Regions from separate parts of the Homo sapiens genome. Here all the other regions are linked to region 2. A link is a contact called in ENCODE Hi-C or POLR2A ChIA-PET data. All regions are on one chromosome and are shown on one strand. Each heading gives the region's core, a stretch centred on a gene start or an enhancer-like site at or near the end of the contact. The rest is flanking DNA. Distances are from core to core; before and after follow the strand shown.

The links. A loop is a pair of places that touch in the nucleus more often than their neighbours do. ChIA-PET counts read pairs that join two places held with the same protein, here RNA polymerase II (POLR2A). Pooled maps may share reads with other maps.
Region 1: a map of naive thymus-derived CD4-positive, alpha-beta T cell shows a loop between it and region 2 (11-fold over the local background). The contact joins the promoter of ZEB1 here to the promoter of CREM in region 2. A Hi-C loop is called at or near these places in 1 of 168 maps with a recorded cell type or tissue (naive thymus-derived CD4-positive, alpha-beta T cell) and 8 of 50 pooled maps. POLR2A ChIA-PET finds 5 or more read pairs at or near these places in 1 of 52 experiments (activated naive CD4-positive, alpha-beta T cell).
Region 3: a loop to region 2 is called in a pooled map, with 5 times the contacts of the local background. The contact joins the promoter of MAP3K8 here to the promoter of CREM in region 2. A Hi-C loop is called at or near these places in 3 of 37 single-sample maps with no recorded cell type and 6 of 50 pooled maps.

The regions. Positions count from the first base shown.
Region 1 is chr10:31,317,652-31,320,765 of GRCh38, reverse strand. It overlaps ZEB1 (zinc finger E-box binding homeobox 1), which reads right to left and starts at 1,550. Exons shown (of 9, transcript NM_001174096.2): 1 at 1,474-1,550. The coding sequence starts at 1,531. ZEB1-AS1 (ZEB1 antisense RNA 1) reads left to right here and starts at 1,671. Exons shown (of 3, transcript NR_148979.1): 1 at 1,671-1,870. RefSeq lists silencers at 976-1,065, 1,106-1,555, 2,296-2,355.
Region 2 is chr10:35,125,179-35,128,625 of GRCh38, reverse strand. It overlaps CREM (cAMP responsive element modulator), which reads right to left and starts at 1,780. Exons shown (of 8, transcript NM_183011.2): 1 at 1,433-1,780. It also overlaps a transcript of CUL2 not described here. RefSeq lists an enhancer at 743-812 and silencers at 1,173-1,312, 1,373-1,892.
Region 3 is chr10:30,432,633-30,436,147 of GRCh38, reverse strand. It overlaps MAP3K8 (mitogen-activated protein kinase kinase kinase 8), which reads right to left and starts at 1,964. Exons shown (of 9, transcript NM_005204.4): 1 at 1,770-1,964. RefSeq lists enhancers at 463-1,000, 1,125-1,174, 1,465-1,564, 2,285-2,424, 3,096-3,515 and 2 more and a silencer at 2,005-2,244.

The DNA.
Region 1 (3,114 bases), core at 301-2,800, 3.8 Mb after region 2:
GCTGCTGCACGAGAGGGAGAGAAAGCATAGCATCGCCCCGAGATAACCAGAAATACAATCAACTTACAACGTCTCTCCAAACTGGAAAAGGCGACTGTGCAACCACCACCACATGTTCAGGTCTCGATCCCTCGGGCTGTCTCTCTTTTTTTTTAACTCTCACGCCAGGCAGAGGGGTGTGTGTTTCCCTTGGCACAGCAGCACAAATCAATAAACACTGCAGCTGCGGTGCAAGTAGCAGCCCCGCGCGTCCGTCGGTCCGTCCGCCCCCTCCCCCACCCTCCTTCCACCCGAGACCCAGAGCGCCATCCAAGCCCCATTATCCGGCTTCAGCGCTCCGTGCGTCCGGCCCAGGTAACAACTTCCCCAAAAACCGAAAGAGAAAAGCGCGAGGCGCACGCACACCGGCCCATCCCGGCGCAGAGACCTCGTCTGCCCCGGGAGGGGGATCTGTCTGTGGTGCTTCCCGGTCTCTAAGCCCAGGTAACAACTCCGCAAACACACCCGCCGCCCAGCTCGCCCCCATCCGCGCGGCTCCCGGCGGCGTTAAGTGGGTACCTTTCCTGCCTTGTTCCCCGCGCCGCCCCGCCGCGCCCCGCCAAACGTGGACCCCACTCGCGGGGCTCGCCGCGGAGTCCCCAGGCCGGGGCTCTGGGCCGGGCAGCGGGAGGCGCCAGGGAGGAGGGGCGCTTAGGGACCCGCGCCCCCGCGCCTCTAATCCCCGTTACGCGAGCGCGCCCGGCCCGCGGGTCCCAACTTTACCGCCGCCGGCCGAACCCTGTCCGCCCGCGGCGCGCACAGCCGGCGCCCGCGCACACGCGCGCACAAACCCCACGCAACCCGCGGCCGCCCCGTCCCGCCGCCGCCGCAGCCCGCCTGCCGCGCGCCCACAGCCCGGCCCGAGTCGCGGGGCCCGAGCGACAGCGACGGCGCCGGCCGGGGCCGCGGCGCGCGGAAGCCACTTTGCACGGTCAGCGCCGGGCACAAGTTTGTTCCGCGGCTCCCGGGGGCCTGGGCGCTGAGGGAGAATCGCGCTGAGGGGGCCAGGAGGAGGGGGAGAGGGAGGCGCCGAAGGGCACAAGAGTGGGGAAAAGTGCGGAAAGAAGCAACAGCCGCTCCACCCGGGACCAGAAAAGTGGCCAGTGCGTCCCGGCCGCCCGCCCTGCGCCGGGGATGCGGCGGCGTCGGCGCCGGCTAACGGTCCAGGGAGGCGGCAGGGGCGGCGGGAGCCGCTAGGCGGAGAGAGACCAGGTAAGAGACATAACGGTTCAGGGAGAGCGAGCGGCCGCGGCGCGGCTCCGGCAGCGGCGGCAGCGGAGGGGGGCAGAGAGCACTACTTTCTACTTTCCCACTCCACTTTGCCGTCCCTGCCCCGGCTGCCCCCAGCCCGGCTCGCCCCCCTCACCCCCGGGGGCGCCCCGGCTGCCCAGCTCCCCCTGACTCCGCCGCTCCCCGGTCCCCTCCGCCACTCACCGTTATTGCGCCGCGGGTTCGCCTGCTTTCTGCGCTTACACCTGGGGCCATCCGCCATGATCCTCTCGCTTGTGTCTAAATGCTCGAGTCACCTCCTCCCCCTCCCTCCCCCTTCCCCCCCACCCCTCCGCCTCCACCCCTCCCCCCTCCCCACCGCACCTGGTTTACGACACTCCCGGCTTTACGACATCACCTTCCTTACACCTAGAGGCTCTCGCTCTACGGCCGGAACCTTGTTGCTAGGGACCGGGCGGTTTGCGGCAACCGTGGGCACTGCTGAATTTGAATTGAGGGGCGAGGGAAAAGTTTTCCTCAGGTGTGGTGGGGAGAGGGAGGCGGATGCCGGGAAACCGTAGGGACGCGGTCAGAAAGGCGACGGGCTGTCGGAGTTGGAAAGGTAAAGTTGGAGGCTCGGCGGCGTCCTGCCTCCGCGCTGGCCACACCCGCCGCGGCTGCCCGGGGCAGGGAGGGATCTGGCTGATTCTCCCTGTACCCTGTGCCCTCGGAGCTGCCCCTCCGAGCGCCCAGAGGTCCCCGCCTGCCTGCTTCCTGGAGGCAGGGCTACCATCAGTCCCACGCCTCGCGTGTCCGCCCCCCGCACCCCGGGGCCAAGGAAAGGGATCGCGGTCTGGACTCCCCGGGGAGTTCCCTTGATGAGGGGAAGGGCAGGTTTGGGGACGGCGAGGACACGCGGCGACCGGAGAGAGGCTACCTGACCCGCGCAGCCCGGACTCCCTTCCCTTCCCTTCCAGGGACGCCTGGTTTCCCCCCAAGCGAACCGGGATGGGAAGTGACTTCAATGAGATTGAACTTCAGCTGGATTGAAAGAGAGGCTAGAAGTTCCGCTTGCCAGCAGCCTCCTTAGTAGAGCGGAATGAGTAATACCCACACGGTGCTTGTCTCACTTCCCCATCCGCACCCGGCCCTCACCTGCTGTCACCTCGGCCTCCCACACCCGGTCCGCGCTCCCCGCCCTCTTCCTCGCGTAGAACCGTGGGATCCTAGGTGGCAGGACTCAGAGCTAAGGTATCCACAGGCCATGAATTCCTTCCTAAATGAGCGGTCATCGCCGTGCAGGACCTTAAGGCAAGAAGCATCGGCTGACAGATGTGATCTCTGAACCTGATAGATTGCTGATTTTATCTTATTTTATCCTTGACTTGGTACAAGTTTTGGGATTTCTGAAAAGACCATACAGATAACCACAAATATCAAGAAAGTCGTCTTCAGTATTAAGTAGAATTTAGATTTAGGTTTCCTTCCTGCTTCCCACCTCCTTCGAATAAGGAAACGTCTTTGGGACCAACTTTATGGAATAAATAAGCTGAGCTGTATTTCAAGTAATATAGTTATAAATTAACAATGTAGCAGTTATTGATAGAGAAATTGAGAAAACTGAAACGTGACCGGAGTATTGGAAATAACGTAGTACATCACCTAGCACAATGACACATAGTAGGTGCTCAATAAATTTATGCTTATAATTTTTGTCACTTCTATGGCAGGATTTTTTTATTAGGTTAAAATTATCTTTTAAACACCTTCCGGAATTTTAGAATATTCATTAATAATGTCTTCAAACCTTTCAACTGAAATAAATTTACAGCTGAAGTCTGATGATTTAAAGTTAGAAAGTTTAAT
Region 2 (3,447 bases), core at 531-3,030:
TGAACCCAGGAGGCGGAGCTTGCAGTGAGCTGAGAGCGGACCACTGCACTCCAGCCTGGGCGACAGAGCGAGACCCCGTCTCAAAAAAAAAAAAAAAAAGACTAGGAAAAAAACGTGGCGCTCAAAGCAAAAAACAAAAAAACAACAAATAAAAAACAGCGTGGTTTATTCATGTAATCTGATGCAATGTTCACAGCGGACCTCTCACTGTTCAATCTAGATCTTTGTTTCAAGGGAAAGGTACACCCTCATCTGCCCGGCAAATTAAGTAGAAAGGAAACTGAGTCACGTACGTAAGCCACAGTGTTAAAGGAGCTCTTTCAATTTCAGTGACACTTTGAGACTGGCCCTGTAAGTCCCAATTTCTTAAAATGTGATTACAAACTCACCGCTGCTTCACTGAGCAGCATGCAGGAAACCCCTAAGTGATTTCAAACTCAGGTATCTGATATACAAATAAAACGCAACAGGATCAAGAAACATGCTGAGGCCAGGCGCGGCGGCTCACGCCTGTAATCCCAGCACTTTGGGAGGCCGAGGTGGGTGGAAGGTCAGGAGTTCGAGACCAGCCTGACCAACATGGTAAAACCCCATCTCTACTAAAAATACAAAAATTAGCAGGCGTGGTGGCGCATGCCTGTAATCCCAGCTACTCGGGAGGCTGAGGCAAGAGAATCGCTTGAACCCAGGAGGCAGAGGCTGCAGTGAGCCGAGATCATGCCCCTGCATTCCAGCCTGGGTAACAGCAAGACTCCGTCTCAAAAAAAAAAAGTATGTTTAATAATGTGTTTATTCCCCAGATTCAACAGGCTCTGGAAACCTTACCAGATGGCCCTAAAAAGGCAAGACTCAGGCAGAAGGGAAAATGCGCCTTCCGAGAGCGGTCGCGGCTCTGCCCTTCCCACTCCGGAGACTGCCCGCGCCCGGGACCGAATGACTCAGCTGCGAGGCCCTCCGGCCCAGGTTTTGGGGGAAAACGGGCTGCGTCCGCTTTCGTCTAAACTGCGCTCGTAAAGTGGGGCAGAGGCGCTGGGGGCACTCAAATCCGAGGTCCTTACTTCTGGATTCCTTTTCCTTTTCCGAGTTAAACCGCTCCCCTGAGCCGCACGGCTCTCTCAGGGAGGATTTTCCAACTCGTCCCAAGTTCGCGAGGAGGCAGGCGGGTCCCGGGGCAGCTGAGCGCACGAAGCGGGCGTGGGGCGGCGAGCCGGCGGCCTCGGGGGCGCCGAGCGAGGGGCCGCGTCAGGTGAACTCGCGGCTGCCCCGCCAGTCCTTGGCCCGGCCCCGGGGTCCCGGCCCGCCGCCCACGGCTCCGCTCGGCCTCTGCTGCTCCACCGCACCCGGCTCCGCTCCGCCTCCTGCCTCCACCTCCACCTCCTGCGCCGCGTCGCCCGCTGCTGGGTCTCGGGGCCGGAGCCGACGCACCACTTACCCGCCGCAAAGGGATTTACGTAGCGGACCTCGTCACTGATTACGGACGCGAGGAGGTGGAGACGGCGAGCCCGACCGCCGCTCAGCAGCGGCGCCGCCGCCCAGCAACCCGGAGCCGGCAGCGGCCCCACGTAGTCCTCACGTCAGCTGTGATGCGGTAGCCGCGGCCTCCCTGCCGACCCCGGACCAAAAGTAGCGCTGCAGCCGACCGAACCGCGTCCTCCCGCCCCGTCCTCCCCTCCCCCACGCCGGGACGGCCTCCCGGGGGAGGCCCCGAGGAAAAAAATCCAGGCTCGAACTCCGCCCCCTGCCGGCCGCCAGCAGGAGTGAAGCGCCACAATCCAACAATGAAATGGAACCGGGGAGGGGCGGCGGGAAGGTGCGGGTCAGGGGGCGGGGCCTAGGGATAGGGAGAAGGAAGGTCAGGGGGCGGGGCCAAGAGGAGGAACTAGCCTGGAGGTGGGGCGGAAGGTAGGGGCGGGGGCAAGGCTGGAAACCGGAAGCTGCCCGTGCCGCGCCGCGCGTGCGCCAGAAATCCAATGACTTGTCAGCCAGAGTAACGGCTGTTGTCAGGTCTTCAGGGTCTCGAGGTCGGTTTCTTCCTAACGCCGCCAACCCCAAGCTAAGGTCCGCGAGCGTCTCACCTCTGTCCAGGCTGGGCTGCAGTGGCGTGGTCTCGGCTCTCTGCAACCTCTATCTCCCCAGGCTCAAGCGATCCTCCGGCCTCAGCCTCCTGAGTAGCTGGGACTGCAGGCGTGCTTCTTCTGACTTCTAAAAGCTATCTACATACCTTGACTAGTGGCCCTTTTCCTCCATATTCACAGCCAGTCACAGCTGGTTGAGTCCTTCTCCAAAAGAAGCTTGAGCTCCTGAGACAATTCACCTGCTTCTTAGGGTCATTTATTGCAGTTTATCCCAGTATTTGACTGGAAATGGTCCGCATGCTGGGCCCGCTGGCTCGGGCCTGTAATCCCAACACTTCGGGAGGCCAAGGTGGGAGGATCGCTTGAGCCCAGGAGACCAGCCTAGGGAACACAGTGAGACTTCATCTCTTTTTTTTTTTTTAGATTAGAAAGGTCGGCCGGGGGCTCACGCCTGTAATCCCAGCATTTTGGGAGGCAGACATGGGCAGATCACCTGAGGTCAGGAGCAGCCTGGCCAACATGGTGAAACCCCATCTCTACTAAAAATACAAAAATTAGCTAGGAGTGGTGGCAGACGCCTGTAGTCCCAGCTAGTTGGGAGGCTGAGGCAGGAGAATCGCTTGAACCTGGGAGGTCAAGGCTGCAGTGAGCTGAGATCGTTCCACTGCACTCCAGTCTGGGTGACAGAGCGAGGCTCCATCTCAAAAATAAAAAAAGTAATGGGATATCAGGAATAAAGAATAGCAGCATGGTTATAGAGTACAGTAGGTCCTCACTTAACGATAGGTTCTTAGAAATCATGGCTTTAAGCCAAACAACTTACAGCAGGTCCACAAAAAAATTTTCATTCAGTGTTGTTTTCATTTCGTTATAATATTGATGATAACAAAAATCGGTTTCATTGTACGTTGTTTCACTGAAAACCAGTTTCTAAGAAGCTATTGACAATGTTAAGTGAGGATTTATTATTTCATATCAGTTACTGTAGTGTCAGAGTGTTTTCATAATTTTCACTGAGCAGGACTTAATCTAAATCCAATCTGAACCTTTGTTCAAATCTAATTTTCGTAGGTCAAAGGGAATGTATCCACAACAATTGTCTCTGTAACAGGAGTTCATATGAATCAAAAAGAATCAAAGGAATGGCAATTTCTTATTTGCAAAGTATTTGCTCTACGGTTTCCTTTCTTGCCAGTATTTTACTCCCATATGTATGTAGTCTTAATTATAAAGTTCAGAAAGCACAAACCATATTTTTTTGTTCATCTGTTTTTTTACAAAGATCAATACTGGAGGTGAGATACACATACTTACAAGCCCATCAGTTCATGGCCTCTGCTATACCCTTGCTGTAAGATGTAATAGACTTAAA
Region 3 (3,515 bases), core at 715-3,214, 4.7 Mb after region 2:
AGTCCTCATAAAATTCCTACTTCCTAACCAAACAGAAAATTATGCCAGCTTTTGGAATTGGAGAGATGTGCAAATACAGTCAAAATTAGTTACACTGAATTATTTCAGAAATCAGCAATAAAATCACGAGGAAATTCTCTTCCTAAACATTAACATAATACTCTTGGCTGCCTCCATATACAGAAACAAAATGTGAGTGTTTCCTGGCAAGTGTGAATGAAAATGGCCAGCATAACAGCATATGCTTCTGCCTAACAAAGAATGACTATTACTTGTGTTATTTCTCATTTAAAATATTTTTTTAGGCCGGGCACAGTGGCTCATGCCTGTAATCTCAGCACTTTGGGAGGCCAAGGAGGGTGCATCACCTGAGGTCAGGAGTTCAAGACCAGCCTGGCCAACATGGTGAAACCCTGTCTCTACAAAAATTAGCCGGGCGTGGCGGCGGGCGCCTGTAATCCCAGCTACTCGGGAGGCTGAGGCAAGAGAATCGCTTGAACCCGGGAGGTGGAGGTTGCAGTGAGCCGAGATCGCGCCATTGCGCTCCAGCCTGGGCGACAAGAGTGAAACCCCCTCTCAAAAAAAATTTAAAAATTATATATACATATATACATATGTGTGCCAAAATAGTACATTCTCCCTCAGGGCACATTTCTGACTATGTTTTTGCTCTCAAAAAGCCCCGGATTATGCGTTTCAGGCGTATGGAAGGAAGGACCGACACTCTGCTTCAAAACCTCTACATGCCTCAACGTTCCCATTTGCTTTACACGACAAAGTCCTCATGGGCCGTATGCCAGACGTCCTGCACACAAACCTCAATCCGTCGCAGAGAGCTGGGGGCGTCAGCTGGAAGTGGATTACACTCTCCTTGGCACAAACGACTCAGGCCACAGGTATGTAAAGCAACTGCAAGAGCCTTTCTGTCCCTGTTTTTTATCAAGAGCAGCCTTTAATCTTGTCTTCCCAAAAGTGAAATAGACAAGCATCGCAACGTTTCTCTCTTACAGGCAGCCGGTGGCCTTCCCCTGTTAACTATGGAGACAATCCCTAGGCGTCCTTCTCCGCCCAGAGCTAGAAAAATTTCAGAGTCCTGATCATGCACTATCGCTCGAAAACAACTTCCGTGAAAATAACTTTTTTTTTCTCCTAGTATTCTTTCTTAGACCAAAAGCCCAGCCTTCGTGTTCTGCTATGACCTCTTTAGTCATGGGATAGAGTCCGGGTTACAAACTTGAATTTAGTTCCAGCCATTCACAAGTCTCTGGGCTCCGCCAACCCACACTCCCACTCCTTTCCTCCTGGTTCTCTAAGTCAAGGGAGCCTAAAAGGCTTATAAATTATCAAAGCACCCAGCATTTGGGAGGATCGGGTCCTCCAGCCTCCGAGCTGCACTCACCGGGTCTCGGGCAGGGAGAGTGCGGCCGTCCAGGCGGCGTCGGCAGCGGGAGGCGCAGTGACAGCGGGTCCCCGCTTCCCCGCGCACTGCCCAGACCAGCACTGCCCTGGCGCTGCGGATACGGGAAGGAGGAGGAAGGGGGAGGAGTCGCGAGTCTGCACCCCGTGAGACCCTTGCGCAAGGTGCTTTCCAGCTGTGCCTGGTGCAGCCGGCGACCCGCGAGCGCAGCTGTGGGCACGCCCCCACCTCTTCCCACGCCAGAGTTTTCCCCTCTGCTGGGGGCACCCTCCATTTCTGCATGGGAATCCCCGGGGCACCCAGGCGGGACGCGACCCGAAAGACACGCCGGAGACCCCCAACCCTGGATTACCTGCGGCCTTGGCGCTCCCACGCCGGCCGAGCGCTCCAGCCGCGGCCCCCCGAAGGTTCGGTGCGATGCTGGCTGCAGGCCTGTGGGAGCCGAGCACGCCGGGCCACTGGGATCCGGCGGCGGCAGCGGCAGAAGCAGGAACCAGGGCGCCGGACCCCAGAGCGTGGCGCGCAGTCCAGAGCGGAGCGGACGAGTGAGACCCGCGTCGCCCGCACGCTCAGACCGCCCTGCTCTGCCCCTGACTCACGGCGTCTGAGCCTGCCCAGGGGCGGCGCAGCGGACGCCAGCCACCGCCTCCCCGACTTTTCCATTTCCCCTTTCTCTCCGTAAACAGAAAGAGACTGCCCGGTTGCAGGGTAAGCCAGAGCCCCCGCGCTGGGAAATTCCGCGTCTCCCCCCCACCCGCCACCCCGCCGCCCCTCATTTGCCCTCTGGGCGCCCGGGCGGAGCTGGAGGCGGGACTAGGGAGGAGCAGAGCGGCGCGCAGGGAGGAGCGCGGGACGTGAGCTGCGGCCCGAATCGAGAGCCTGGGACGGGGACGAGTTTTCCCCCGGGCCTGGTGACCCAAGGCGTCTTAGTGGCGGAGTTGCAAGAGGTGGTTGTGCCCTTCCCGGTCCCCAGGGAAGGTCGTATATCTTAGTGTACTCGCGCCCTCGGCGCTTCTCTGGAGTCCCAGGGTCCGGCGGGAGGGCACGCTCCCGGGGGGCGGCGGGGAGGGCAGTCACCAGACCTTTTTCCGCGCGCCCCACGCTCTGGGGTGGGGACAGAGGCGCCGTGTGCCCTCCCAGCAGTGCTGCGGGAAGCCGGGGAAGCTTCGGGGCTTCTTGGAACCGCGACTGTGGGTCCGATTGCTAGTAGCACGGCCCCGCCTCGCCCAGATTTCGCTTCAAATTCACACACAAAGAGGGCAGTGACCCGTGGTGCGCACGCACACATTCCAACTTAGAGATTTCCAAGAGGCTGCGGCAGGGTGGGCCCGGAACCTGGTTGTTGGGCGCTCGGCTGGGAGCCTGTGCACTCCGCCAGCAGAACCTGGTTTTCTTCTCTGCAGTCTTTATTAAAATTGGTTATTTTGCGGCACCGCCTCATTAGGAAGCGTACTTGTACTATCTCCCCGCTCCCGCCTACCGCTAACCCTCAGTCCTAGCTGCTCATCTGGGGTTTTCCTTCTAGAGTGTCAAGCTTTTACTCCAGGTGTAACCGGAAGAGAGTTCTAGAGAAAAGCGCCACTCTCCCGAAATCCACTCTGCGGGACATTCCCAATGCCCCGCCACCCCCTCCCCCTACATTTCCCACGTATCAAGCACCCACTAGGAACCAGGCATTCGGCTAGAGCGCGGAGAGCTAGGAGCCATGTAAGGTCGACATCCTCTCTCTCTCTCTCTCTCTCTCTCTCTCTCCCCCCCCACCTACGGCCCAGGAGGTGGGGTGTCCCAGGCACAACCCAGATTCAAACGCGGTCACACTCCAAGTCCACGCCCTATTCTTCCCAGTGCCCAGGTCCGTGCTCCCTCTGCAGTTTCTAGATTGCCTCCGCGCGGTTGCGCACGCCTGTAATCCCAGCGCTTTGGAGGCCGAGGCGGGAGGATCACTTGAGGTCAGGAGTTGGAGACCAGCCTGGGCAACATAGCTACCCCGTCTCTACAAAAAATCTAAAAATTAGCCAGGCATGGTGGCTCACGCGTGTCATCCTAGCTCCTCGGAAGCTGAGGTAGGGGGATCCCTTGAGCCCAGCAGTTCGAGTCT